Regions from separate parts of the Homo sapiens genome. Here region 2 is linked to region 1. A link is a contact called in ENCODE Hi-C or POLR2A ChIA-PET data. All regions are on one chromosome and are shown on one strand. The core of a region is the stretch at or near the end of the contact, and the rest is flanking DNA. Distances in the headings are between cores, read along the strand shown.

Evidence for each region. A loop is a pair of places that touch in the nucleus more often than their neighbours do. ChIA-PET counts read pairs that join two places held with the same protein, here RNA polymerase II (POLR2A). Pooled maps may share reads with other maps.
Region 2: a loop to region 1 is called in a pooled map, with 3 times the contacts of the local background. The contact joins two enhancer-like sites. A Hi-C loop is called at or near these places in 1 of 168 maps with a recorded cell type or tissue (psoas muscle) and 5 of 50 pooled maps. POLR2A ChIA-PET finds 5 or more read pairs at or near these places in 10 of 52 experiments (CD4-positive, alpha-beta T cell, CD4-positive, alpha-beta memory T cell, HepG2 and 6 more).

Annotation. Positions count from the first base shown.
Region 1 is chr9:71,680,734-71,687,654 of GRCh38, forward strand. CEMIP2 (cell migration inducing hyaluronidase 2) reads right to left here. Exons shown (of 24, transcript NM_013390.3): 23 at 5,010-5,113; 24 at 2,633-4,660. The coding sequence ends at 4,464. Among named protein-coding and RNA genes, the nearest start is that of CEMIP2, 84 kb to the right of the region's middle. Within about 2 kb of position 4,803, at least 4 of the 41 ENCODE cell types and tissues checked have a DNase peak (open chromatin) inside an H3K27ac peak, as active enhancers do.
Region 2 is chr9:71,780,921-71,787,702 of GRCh38, forward strand. No RefSeq gene overlaps it. Among named protein-coding and RNA genes, the nearest start is that of CEMIP2, 16 kb to the left of the region's middle. Within about 2 kb of position 2,396, at least 12 of the 41 ENCODE cell types and tissues checked have a DNase peak (open chromatin) inside an H3K27ac peak, as active enhancers do.

The DNA of each region.
Region 1 (6,921 bases), core at 3,553-6,052:
CAATGTGGTAAGGTTCCAAGAACAGGACAATGAACGCTGGTCTACACTACACTGAGATCAAAGGTTGGTAAACTTTTTCAGTAAAGGGCCTAACAGTACATATTTTTGGACTGACAGTCTCTGTAGCAACTACTCATTTCTACCCCTGCAGCAGGAATTGCCCACAGTTAATAAGTATACAAGAATGAGCTTGGCTGTGTTCCAATAAGATTTGATTTATGGACACTGAAATTTAAATGTCATAGAATTTTCACCACATAAAATATTACTCTTCTTTTTCTTTCTTTTGTTATATTTAAAAACATAAAAATGATTCCTAGCTCAGAATTGCAGGCAGAGGTTTGCCAACTCGGATTTTTCAATTGTGATCATGAAGCCAGCTTTTCTATGGATGAACTTTAAAACTTAATTTTTCATATTTAGACTAATTATTTTGTCCCTCTTAGGAAAATTACAAAAACACATCTATAAAGATGTTTTCTGGTCCACCCTTTGCTGTATTTTCAGATATAACATGTTCACAGCTTGCTATGGCTGATAATTTTGGATGTCCTGTGGGGCACAGTTCCTCATTTAGAAATCACAGTTCAGTCAGTCATTCTCTAAATTTACCACATAAAAATAAAAAGTGTGCGTGCCCTTATCCACAACACCAGGGCCTACTGAAGCATCCTTTTATTAGTTTTTTTCTCAAATTGAAGATAAATAAGGGAAAAACAAAAAAACCTTTTCTCTTCCAAATGACTCAAATGGTCTAGCAAGTCTGTGAACAGCATTTTGCCATTTGTGAGCAAGGAACCAGGAATGGAGTTCCTTTATTTTTTTTCCCTCCATGACCTTTTGTTGAAAACTAGCTTAAATAGTGTCTGCTCACATTTCCAGCACACTGGGTTATAACAGTAATAATGTAATCATAACTAACAGTAATGATACAAATCTGCTGCCCTATTAAAGGTCTTTACCTCCAGGGGAATTTCTCAGGTTATTAAACATTGTTTAATAAGTATCTGGAAACCAAATAAGAATTCCAGAAGTAAGCTCCAACTCTGCATGATGAAATTAACAAACATTGTCATCATTGAATCTATGTATTGTGTTTATCTACTAGGAACAACAGAAAAAAACACTTGAACTAACTAAGCTCATTCCTTCTTACTGAAATGCTTCTCAACCAGACACATCCAAACATGACCTCATCTCTTAAGGAATGAAAACCTACTGTAGTTATCTAAAGCACTCAAGCCTCGATCTGTCACTTCATTACCTTCCCCTCCTCAAGACAAAGTAACCCACTTTAATGGCATGAGGATGTGTTGTCTCTTGATGAAGTTAGAGAACAGAGGAGTCATAAATCCTCTCTTCCCATCCCCGAGTCTAAACATCAGCTTAGAGGCTGCTTTGCAGTCATAGTCCATGAGATGGTGCGTCTGCCTTTCATCTTCTTGCCAGCACTCTCTTCCAGCCTCTGAAGATAATATATGGCATGCTGACTCAGGTGGAGAGGCAGGAATCACAGCAAAGACTTAAACCCTAGTCTGTGGATACATGAGAGCCCTCTGTGTTGCTCGTCAGCTGGCTGATTTGTGGACGACCACATTTTTGGAGCTCAACCAACTGCCTCACCTGATGGAAAATGCTTATGAACTTATAAATCACCTTTGAATATATTTTCTTGGTAGAAATAGAACAGATTGCTAGCTCCCAATTCCCTGAAATGTATATATCAGTGTATAGAACCAATTTAATGATTTGAGAGGACTGAGGACTAAAAACTGTATTAAAAGCTTCTATTAAAAAGAGACAATAGAGAAATGCTTTGTTTAGGGCTGGGAGTTTTGTGAGTAATATAGGAAATGCAAATAAAAATAATAGGTAAATGCAATTTTGTTTTAGTCACAAAAAAATTACAGACTGGAGTTAAACAGTGGGCCTATTATATTAGTGCCGTGGTTCCGAAACCTGGCTGCATATTAGAATCATCCAGGGAGCTTTAAAAAAAATTCCAGTGCTCAGGCTGCACCCAACACCAATTAAATCTGAATCTGGGGGGAAGGGAGTAAAGTCCAGGCCTCTATATTTTTTTTTAAAGCTCCTCAGGTAATTCCAGTGTGCAGCCAAGATGGAGAACCTCTGCCTTGGAGAATACAGTCCCTGCCCTTCTGAAGCTTACTCTTACAATATTTACTTGGTGGATTCTGTCCACCAAGTGTCTTCCTCACTTCCGTCAGTAACTTCTTTACAGCTGGAATCTGGAATTTTAAATTTATAGATAGAGATATAAATTCACATACAGGCCAGGCGCGGTGGCTCATGCCTGTAATGCTAGCACTTTGGGAGGCCAAAGCAGGAGTATCACTTGAGGTCAGGAGTTCAAGACCAGCCTGGCCAACACGGTGAAACCCCACTTCTACTAAAAATACAAAAATTAGCAGTGCATGGTGGCGGGTGCCTGTAATCCCAGCTACTTGGGAGGCTGAGGCAGGAGAATCACTTGAACCTGGGAGGTGGAGGTTGCAGCGAGCTGAGACTGCATCACCTCACTCCAGCCTGGGTGACAGAGCGAGACTCCATCTCAAAAATAATAACAATAATAATAAAATAAATAATAAATAAATTCACATACACACATATATAAAATACATGCACACATATTTTTATTTAACTTAGGCCCTGATTATTAGTATATAAAACAGAAAAACCAAGTGCCTTGGTAATTTACATATCTTCTCCAAATCTTTAAAGAACCAAGCTCTAAAAAACACACGTAAAGATATTTAAGTCATAAAACACACACACACACACACACACACACACACACTCTAATGACCTTCAGGAACCATAATCCAATAATATATTTAATAGGTAAGATCTCATTCATCAATATACAAAAAAAAAAAACAAACCAGAAAACAAAAAACTAACTTTGATTAAGACATGTGCCCTTAGTAAGGGCACTTACAATTAGAAAGGTTTATCGGTAGCACTTTGAGGTAGCATATTTTGTAAAGTCACAGGGCTGCTCTGCAGTTTCTCCTGGATACAAAGGTAGAGGCCATCAGCCTTTGCCCCTAGAAGAGGAAAGTGAAATTATCTGTACTCATTGCCAGTGTCAGCCTGAACACACTTTCTACCACCCACCCTTGGCCATCCCTCCTCTACACTTTATGCGTCGGGGGTTTAGAACAACGTAAAGGCATTTTGCTGCTTCTTTCCTCTTGGTACGGCAGCATCCCAGGCTGTGGAGCCAGTTGCCTCTTGCCGCATGTGATTCACCAGCAGGAGACGCATGCACCCTGTGGAAAGGGAAGCTGGGCATCACAGCATGCTTTTTAATTGGCTTTAACATTTCATTAAGTAAGAGTGACTCATTCCTGCAAGGCTTTAAAGAGGTTCATTTCTGAGTATTCTCTCCACGATTCTGACCCTAGAAAGCGCTCCTTTTTTTCCTCCCTGGGTGTAATCATTTTGGGGTATCATTAAGCTTTCTGGGATTTTCCTGGCAGGAGGGTGAACAGAAAAGCTTTAAAAAATCCACACAAAACAATAACAAAAAACCCAAGTGCAAGAGCAATACCAAGAACAGACTTCCTTTGTGCAAGTTAAAATGATACAAGTTTACGGTTCAGGAAAACAACCTACTTCTTAAAACAAAACAAAACAAAACAAAAAAGGAAATATTCAGTTGAGCTCTGCATTTTAAACACAAATATACAGTCAAAAGAGGCTAAGGATTAAAGCTGCAAAAATGGTCCCAACAGCCTCAGACTTTTGCTGCAGGAAAATTTTTTGCCCAATGGTCACAGATTAAAGGGATATCTAATCCCCAAGAGCCCTTTTGTCCCAATATACTTCCTGTTTGAAAGTTTAACCCTTACAAGTAATTGATATATAAGTGAATAAAAATAGCACATGTCCAGGCAAAAAAGGGCATGAGCTGGGCCTGAGTTGCCACTTAAAACTGTCATTCAATATCATAGAAAATCCTCAAAGGCTGCCCAGAAACAGGGCCCCAGGCACTGCTGAACATGCCAGCCACCAAGTCAACTGCCACCCGACCCAACTGAGCATTAAACTTCAAGTATCCAAGGTGCTACAATAGCTGGTCCTCTAAAGACCTCAGGCTGACTCTCAGAAGCCCCCACTCCACCCCACCCCATTATACAAAAAGTAAAAACATTGCTCATGGTCATTACAAAATACGGGGGTGGAAAGTGAGGAATAAGAGATCTGCTCTCTGAATACACCAGCCTTACAAATACAAACAACGTCTTTAACATTTTGTACAACTAGAAGGTGCATGAAGCTGGTATCCAAGCAATAATTTCAAACGCTTTCTTTTCTCCCCATTCTGTATCAAACTGGAAAATGGTTCCGTTGGGTTAACAGTGTCATTTTAAAATGCCATAAATTAAATAAGTTAGTTCACATTTTTTTTCCCCCAGCACTTAAGTTACAGTTAGTCTCTAATGTGCTTTTGAAGCTTGCTTTAGCAGTTCCAGGTCTCTTCTGCGGACAGTGGTGGCTCTGGGACAACCATATTCGTCCAGCTGCAAAGGTATGAATTGTTCAAGCACCCCAAGGCCCTGTCCAGCAGGACTGGTAAATAGCTTAGTCCATGATGGTTTAAAGTTTCCACTGAATCCCAAAAATATGGTACTCCCTAAAAAAAAAAAAAAAAAAGAAAAAGAAAAAAAATCAATTTTTATAGCTACATTCCAGCAAGAGAATATAGGAGGTGAGTCGGAGGTGAGCAAAACAAAGGCAGCTATTAAAAAACTCTGCACTTCCTTACATCAGCAAATGAACTCTCACCACCCACCTTTTGCCCCAGATAACAAACCACATCCCAACACACTTCCTCTCACATTGTGCCCTTATTTAGAAATCATCTTAATGATACCCACTCCAGCAAACAAGCTCATGAAAATGGTCTGGTAGCTGAATTGCACCATAAAATTACCTATGTTGCTGGCCCTGTAAGAACTTCATGAAATAATACAAATACAAACCTTTGTCATAAAGATGAGCTGGTTTGGCTAATCCCAGAGGTACTAGTAAGTGTGAAATGTTTAACTGCTTTATTTCTCCTCTTGTGCTCAACAGAACAATGGACCTGTATGTGAAATTTAGAAAGTCAGAGCCAATTTCAATCCTTCAGCATGAGTATCTTTCTACTGAGTATCTTTCTGAACTGACTGCTGAATAGAAATATTAGATAAAAGCAGAACTCCAAAAAGAAAAAAGTCTAGATGATTTTCCATCCAATTCCCACTCTTCCACCCCACCACCATGGGCTTCACACGTTGCTCTTACAAGGGGTAACGCATACATAAACCAAATCATTTACGTACGTTCACCTAGTGCAGGGCTTCCCAACCCCTGGGCCATGGATGGGTACCAGTAGATTAGGAACCAAGTTGCACAGCAGGAGGTGAGCAGGCGAGCGAAGCTTCATCTGTATTTACAGCCACCCCACAACACTTGCATTACAGCCTGAGCTCCGCCTCCTGTCAGGTCAGCTGTGGCATTCAACTCTCATAGGAGCAGAACCCTATTGGGAACTGCACATGTGAGGGATCTAGGTTGTGTGCTCCTGAGAATCTAATGCCCAATGATCTGTTGATCATCACCCCCAGATGGGACCATCTAGTTGCAGGAAAACAAGCTCAGGGCTCCCACTGACTTTACATTATGGTGAGCTGTGTAATTATTTCATTATATATTGCAATGTAATAATAATAGAAAAAAAGTGCACAGTAAATGTAATGTGCTTCAATCATCCTGAAACCATCCCCCTTCACCTCCAGTCCATGGAAAAATTATCTTCCATGAAACCAGTCCCTGATGTCAAAAAGGCTGGGGACTGCTGACCTAGTGGATGGTCTGGGGCACAGCTCTTTTAGGGAATAGTCTATTGTTGTTGTTGTTGTTTATAATTTGTATAAATTTGTGAGGCACAAGTGCAATTTCATTACATACATAGGATTGCATAGTGGTGAAGTCAGGGCACTTAGGGTATCCATCACCCAAATAATGTACACTGTGCCTATTCAGTAATTTCCTGTCATCCACCCCTCACCCTTCCTTCTCCATTGTCTATCAGGGAGTAAGTCTACTGTAACATGGGAGAATGGTTTTGTTTTGTTTCAAATACTCTATTTATTTAAGTTCTATTATCTATTTATTAAATAAATGGATAAACACAATTCTAAAAATAAATAAACGACTAAATGTGTTTTCCATGGTTTGAATTACCATTTTTGTCACATAGTAAGCCAACATACATACTTGGACCTATCTGTGGATTCTCCGTTCTTCTCTGATCTTGCTCTTCTCTGCCAAAACTATGCTGGCCTATGGCTTCACGGTCCATTTTAATATTTGATAAAAACAAGCCCTTGTATTACTGTAATTTGTTTATATTTTACTACTTTCTCATTTATTCTTCCAGATGAACTACAGTATCAACTGTCAAGTACAGTAGAAAAGTACCTTTTGGGACACTAATGGAAATGTGTCAAATTTATATTTTAACTAAGTAAATGTAATGCACTTGAATCATCCTGAAACCATCCCCCTCCACCTCCAGTCCATGGAAAAATTATCTTCCATGAAACTGGTCCATGAAATTAACATTTATTAATTTTCCATTCAGAAACAGAGTCTCTCCTTTTATTCAACTTCTGTTGCATATCCTTTAGCAATATATTTAATAATGTATTTATTTTCTGTGTGTGTGTGTGTGTGTGTGTGTGTGTGTGTACACATACAAACTCACTCTTTCAAAAACTTTAATCAGAAATGTTCTTGGCCAGCCGGGTGCAGTGGCTCATGCCTTTAATTTCAGCACTTTGGAAGGCTGAGATGAGAGGATCATTTGAGCCCAGGAGTTCAAGACCAGCCTGGGAAACACAGCAAAAC
Region 2 (6,782 bases), core at 1,146-3,645, 98 kb after region 1:
TTTCAAACTGTAGGTAATTATTTAAAATAGTAGCTGATACATACCACTGGTGAAAGATGAGACTCCAAGTTTGGACTTTAATTTACCTTTTACCTTTTGAACACTTGACTCTTCTCCCTCATTCAGCCCCTTCTAGTATAAAAATGACTTTCAACCAGTGTTCTCAAGCCATGCTGTCTCCGATCCAGTTTCAGCTGTATTACTTACTAGCTGTGTGACCTTGGACAAGTCACTTAACCTCTCTGTGCTTTCATTGTCTTCTCTGTAAAATAAGAATATTCATTACCTACCCCCACAGAGTGGTTACGCAGTAAATTAGTCAATCTGACCCATTTATAAGAATACATAGTACACGTTTGCATAGTTAAAGTTATTTAATGTTGTTAATGCACACTAATGCACAGACATGTTTACTCTGTTTCAGACAAGTAATACAATATCATCTGTTGGGTATAATTATCCTCATTTCACAGATAAGAAAACAGAGTCTCAGAAAAAGTAAATAAGACCTATTTTCTTTCATCATCTTTGGATCATCTGCAGTATTAAAGAAAATACTACTGTTACAAGGAGAGCCTGGAGAAAAAAAATCTTAGTCACACAGGAAACTGAAAAACCATCTTCAAATATATGAAGAGCTATTGTGGGGAGCACAAATTAACCTTTTGTTTCTGTTGCTTCAGAGGGCAGAAGTGATAGCAGTAGGTGGAAGATCAATCTATGCAAAATATGTTTCACTCTTTTGAAGAATTTGCTGTTTTCATTTCCCATTGTATCCCCAGTGTATAGCTCAGTGCTTGACATACTGAGATCTCAGCTCTCATTAGATATTCATTGAATAAATAAATGAATAAAGCCAATTATAAGAGCTATCCAAAATGAAACAGGCTGCTTCAGGAGCACTCCATCCTGGCCATGACCAAGAAGAGCCTAAGCCAAGCATCTGATGGAGGGTTCGAATAAATGCATATTGTATGCAGGAAGGGATGGTTCAAAAGGGCCTTGACAACATACAAAGTATTATAGAAACTAACAGTCATGGCCAGGCATGATGGCTCATGCCTGTAATCCTAACACTTTGGAAGGCCGAGGCAGGTCGCCCGAAGTTCAAAACCAGCCTGCCTGTGCAACATGGTGAAACCCCATCTCTACAAAAAATACGAGAATTTGCTTCACGTGGTGGCACACGCCTGTGGTCCCAGTTACTCAGGAGGCTGAAGTGGGAGGATCCCTTGACCCTGGGAAGTTGAGGCTACAGTAAGCCATGATAGTGCCACCGCACTCCAGCCTGGGTGACAGAGCAAGACCCTGTCTCAAAAAACAAAACAAACAAATAGATCACAATATCTATCATTTGATAACTTATTATGTGCCAACCACTGTGAAAAACTAAAGTCTCATTGGAAAATGACTACTATCTTCCAATATTTGAAGATGCTAGAGTCTAAAAAGCCCAAGTTCAAATCCTGACTCAACCATCTACTCATTGTTTGACTCTGGACAAATTTCCCAAATCCTCTGTGCTTCAGTTTTGCCACATGCAAATTGATAAAATGGGAATAAATAATTCCACAAGGTGACAAGAATGTAGCCAAAAATCTTCCACAAGGCCCAGTATATTTTTGGCAACACATTTCCTTCTTTCCCTATAATAATCACACACTATAAGGAGCTGTATCTGATTGTTGGAATTCACCAAAGATTAAATGTCTTGTTTTATGAGCTTGCTTCCTTGTAAAGGTAGCTTCATGAGCTTCACATCCCTGGATGTGTTTATGAAGAGATTGGACAGGTATATGCAAATAGCAACACTTATAGAATGCTTGCTATGAGCTAGGCACTGCTGTGTGTGTTTTACAGATAGATATTCATCCTGCCAATCCACACATTTTACAAATGAGGAAACTAAAAGCGACTAAGTAATTTGTGTAAGATTATATAGCCAGTAGGTGCCAGGAATGTGAACCAAGGGTGTCTTTGCTCTTAACCACTTCACCAACTGCATATAAGCAATAGTGACAAGGACATTCCACTATTTGTTGGGTGGGTGCTGGTGCCAATGACATCCCTTCCAGCACAGAGATCCATGGGCCCATAATCTCAGTACAGTGTGAACAGCTAAAGGGATTCAACTGTGACAGACTGAAAAACCAATGTAAAACAGGAGGCAAGAGATGCCCACACCTGGAGTGGCCAAAGGAGCAGAATGTTCCAAGCCTGGACAGCATATCACTGAGAGATGGAGATGCTCAGGCTGGGAAAAGCACTGGCGTGAGGAGGCGGGGCAGCCAGCCAGACATGTTTCCTACAGCTAGGCCCTAGGTGTCACCAGTGTGACAGGGCCACCAGTCATCCCTCCATTCTTTTGTACTTTCATTTACACATTTCATTTCGTGACAGGAAATAACACTGTCAGCAGCACAGTTGCTCACGGCATGTGCTGCAGGGGAGCTGACGCACGGAGGGTGGAAAGGGTGGAGGTGGGACAACGGGTGTTTGTGCCAGCATGTCATATACCGTCCTGACCTGCTGCATGCTCTTCCTTGCCCCGGGGCAGGTCTGGCAGCTGCTTACACAAGGCTCAAGTTGTTTGGAGTGGGGGAGGGAGAGGGGACCCACATCACCTATTTGCAGCTTTGCTTTTAAAAGTCGGTATCACCGATTTAGATTTGGGGTTTGGATTTTGAGGGGAACAAGAGGATTATTAGGTCCTAATATGACTTTTCTTCTCTTGCTCCCCTCTGCCTTCGGAAGTATCTAGATGTAATATCTCGTGCTAACCACAAGTTGAGAGTGGTAAAGTCATTCTGCTGGAGAAAATAGTAAAAATAATACTGACTTCCATGTTCATATTCAGTTTGTTTCTAGGAAAGACAAACATCAGTGGCGTTTAAATAAAAGATTTTTCAGCTGGGTGCAGTGGCACATGCCTGTAATCCCAGCTACTCGGGAGGCTGAGGCACAAGAATCACTAGAACCTGGCAGGTGGAGGTTGCAGTGAGCCAAGATCACACCACTGCACTGCAGCCTGGGTGACAGAGCGAGACTCTGTCTCAAAAATAAATAAATAAATAAGTAAAATATTTTTGTATGATTAGCCCATGTTATATATACTCAACCTTAGTCAAACTTTGTATTGACACCCTCTCCACCCTGCCACCACAGATTATTTGCTGGTCAAAAGAGGAAAATAGTTACAGGCCAGAGCAAGGAAGGGAACTGTTTCAGACCACGAGAGACTTAAAATGCACAATAATCAAGTACAACATGTAGTCTTTGACTGGATCTTTATCTGAGTGGATCAATGGAAGACACATTTGGGATCAAATGAAGAAATTTCAATATGGACAAGGAATCAGGTGCTTTAAGGAATTATTGTTAATCTTGTTAGCTATTGTCTTAGTTCATTTTGGGTTGCTATAAAAGAATACCCGAGGCTGGGTAATTTATTAAGAAAAGAGGTTTATTTGGCTCATGTTTCTAGAGGCTGTACAAGAAGCATGGCATTGAGCATCTGCTTCTGGTGGGGACCTCAGGCAGTTTTCATTCACGGTGGAAGGTGACAGGGAGCAAGAGAGAGGGAAGGAAGGTGCCAGGCTCTTTTTAGAAATCATATCTCAGAGGAACTAATAGAGGGAAAAGTCACTCATTGCCACCGTGAGGGCGGCAGAAAGCCCTTCATGAGAGATCTACCCCCATGATCCAAAATTGAGGATCAAATTTCAACATGAGATTTGGAGGGGACAAGTATCCAAACTATATTAGGAATATTAATGATGTTATATAAAGAAAAGAAATTTTAATCCACATAATTGTTTAGGAAAAAAAAAGAAAAAATTTTTTTAAAAAATATGTGTTTTCATATGTTTATTTCAGCACTATTTACAATAACAAAGACTTGGAACCAACCCAAATGCCCATCAATGATAGCCTGGATAAAGAAAATGTGTCACATATACACCATGGAATACTATGCAGCCATAAAAAAGAGTTGGTTCATGTCCTTTGCAGGGGCATAGATGAAGCTGGAAGCCATCATTCTCAGCAAACTAACACAGGAACAGAAAACCAAACACCTCATGCTCTCACTCATAAGTGGGAGTTGAACAATGAGGATACATGGACACGGGGAAGGCAACTTCACACACCAGGGCCAGTCAGGGGTGGGGGGCAAGGGGAGGGAGAGCATTAGGAGAAATACCGAATGTATGCGGGGCTTAAAACCTAGATGACGGGTTGATAGGTGCAGCAAACCATCACGGCACATGTATACCTATGTAACAAGTCTGCACATTCTGCACATGTCTCCCAGAACTTAAAAGTAAAATAAATTTTAAAAAAGAAGAAAAAAATGTGTGTTTTTAGATGTTCCCACTGAAGTATTAGGGGCAAAAGATCATGACATCTGTTTTCGTTTTTGAGATGAGGTCTCATTCTGTCACCCACACTGGAGTGCACTGGTGCAATCATGGCTCATTGCAGCTTCAACCCCCCAAGCTCAAGCGATCCTTCCACCTCAGCCTCCCAAGTAGCTGGGACCACAGGCATGAGTCACTATGCTCAGTTAATTTTTTTTTTTTGTAATTTTTGTAGAGACAGGGGTCTCATTATGTTGCCCAGGCTGGTCTCAATCTCCTAGGCTCAAGCAATCCTCCTGCCTCGGCCTCCCAAAGCGCTGAGATTACAGGCCTGAGCCACCATACCTGGCAACATCTTTACTTTAAAATACATTAGCAAAAAATAATACATGAATAATAAATAATAAATATGGTAATATGTTGGCAATTGTTAACTCTAGGTTATGGATAAGTGGGTGTTCATTATACTATTCTTTTTTTTTTTTTTTTTTTTTGAGACAGAGCCTCACTCTGTCACCAGGCTGGAGTGCAGTGGCATGATCCCGGCTCACTGCAACCTCCACCTCCCAGGTTCAAGAGATTCTTGTCCCTCAGCCTCCTGAGTAGCTGAGACTATATAGGCATGCGCCAGCTAATTTTTGTATTTTTAGTAGAAATGGAGTTTTGTCATGTTGGCCAGGCTGGTCTCAAACTCCTGACTTCAAGAGACCCAGCCGTCTAGGCTTCCCAAAGTGCTAGAATTACAGGCATGAGACGCCGCACCCGGTGTCTACTATTCTATTTTTTATTAGTTAAATTTTTCTTAGTACGGAGTTAATCTGTTAGAAGACAGTCACTAATTCTTTATTTTTCACTTGAATGCCTTTGTCTATTTTATTTTTGCATTTTTATCTTTTCCTTCATTCATTCCCTTTCACTGAACAGATAATGTGGTATATGAGAGTCATAAATTGTGGAAAGGGTCTCATCTCACATTTGACTGAAATTTAACAGCTAAAATTGTCTTTGATCATATCCCACTCCACACCACTTGGAAAGAAAAGTTAAATGTGCTCTAAAAGAGACTTTAAAATTTTTTTCTTTTCATTTTTTTGAAATTATTGCAAACTTACAAAAGTTGCAAGGATAGTTAGAAAACTCTCGTGTACCCTTCACTCAGATTCATCAGTTGTTAACGCTTTGCTACATTTACTTTTGTTGTTTGTTTTTTCTTGAGACAGGATCTCGCTCTGTTGCCCACGCTGGAGTGCAGTGGCACGATCACAGCTCACTTCAACTTCTGCCTCCTGGGCTCAAGCCATCCTCCTGCCTCAGCCTCTTGAGTAACTGGGACTACAGGCACATGCCAAAATTCCCAGCTAATTTTTGTATTTTTTGTAGACACAGAGTTTTACCATGTTGCCCAAGCTGGTCTCGAACTCCTGGACTCAAGCAATCCACCTGCCTTGGGTTCCCAAAGTGCTGGGATTACAGGCATGAGCCATGGTGCCCAGCCTACATTTACTTTTCTAAATTGATCTCTTTCTGTCTGTCTTCACAGTTATATGTTGTTGTTGTTGTTTTCTGAACTATTTGAAAATAAATGGCAGACTTCACTCCCTTTAACACTTAAATACTTCAGCGTGTAACTCTTGGAAACAGAATTTTTTTAACATAACCACAACGTAATCATCAAATTCAGAAAATTTAGCACACAGTCCATATTTCAAACTCAGTTGGCTCAACAATAGCCTTTATAGAATTTTCCCAAAATCCAGAATTCAAGACCCAAGCGGAATTCAGGAATTGCATTTAGTTGTAATGTCTCTTTAGTTCCTGTTAATCTGGAGCAGTTCCTCAGCCTTTCTGTCTTTTGTGACATGAATGTTGAACAGGACAGGACAGTGGTTGTGTACAATGTCCCTTAATTTAGGCAGAAAAACTCATAACTCTATCTTATAATTGCAAGGTTTTGTCAATACAACCTTTCTCTTTTCCAAGAATAACTAAAATTGTTTTTATAGCAATAGAGAAAAATTGAACTGTTAAGCCGTGAAAGTATACATAAAGTATATTCTCCAGGAGGAGTTTCAGACATGCTCTGCTAATAAGTGAAATTTGTTAAATAAATTTACATGACAATATCAGGTTTAAGCTTGGCAAAAGGTAACTGATAGCTATAATTCGATATTAAAACATATTACCAGCCTGGGTAACATAGACCTCATCTCTACAAATAATAATTTTTTTAAAAACTAGCCAGGCATGGTTGTGTGCCTGTGGTCCCAGTTACTTGGGAGTCTGAGGTGGGAGGATTGCTTGAGTCCGGGTGATTAAGGCTGCAGTGAGCTGTGATTGTGCCACTGCACTGCAGCCGGGGTGACAGAGTGAGGCCCCATCTCAAAAACAAAACAAAACTACTACCAAGAGAATCTCTAGTGATCT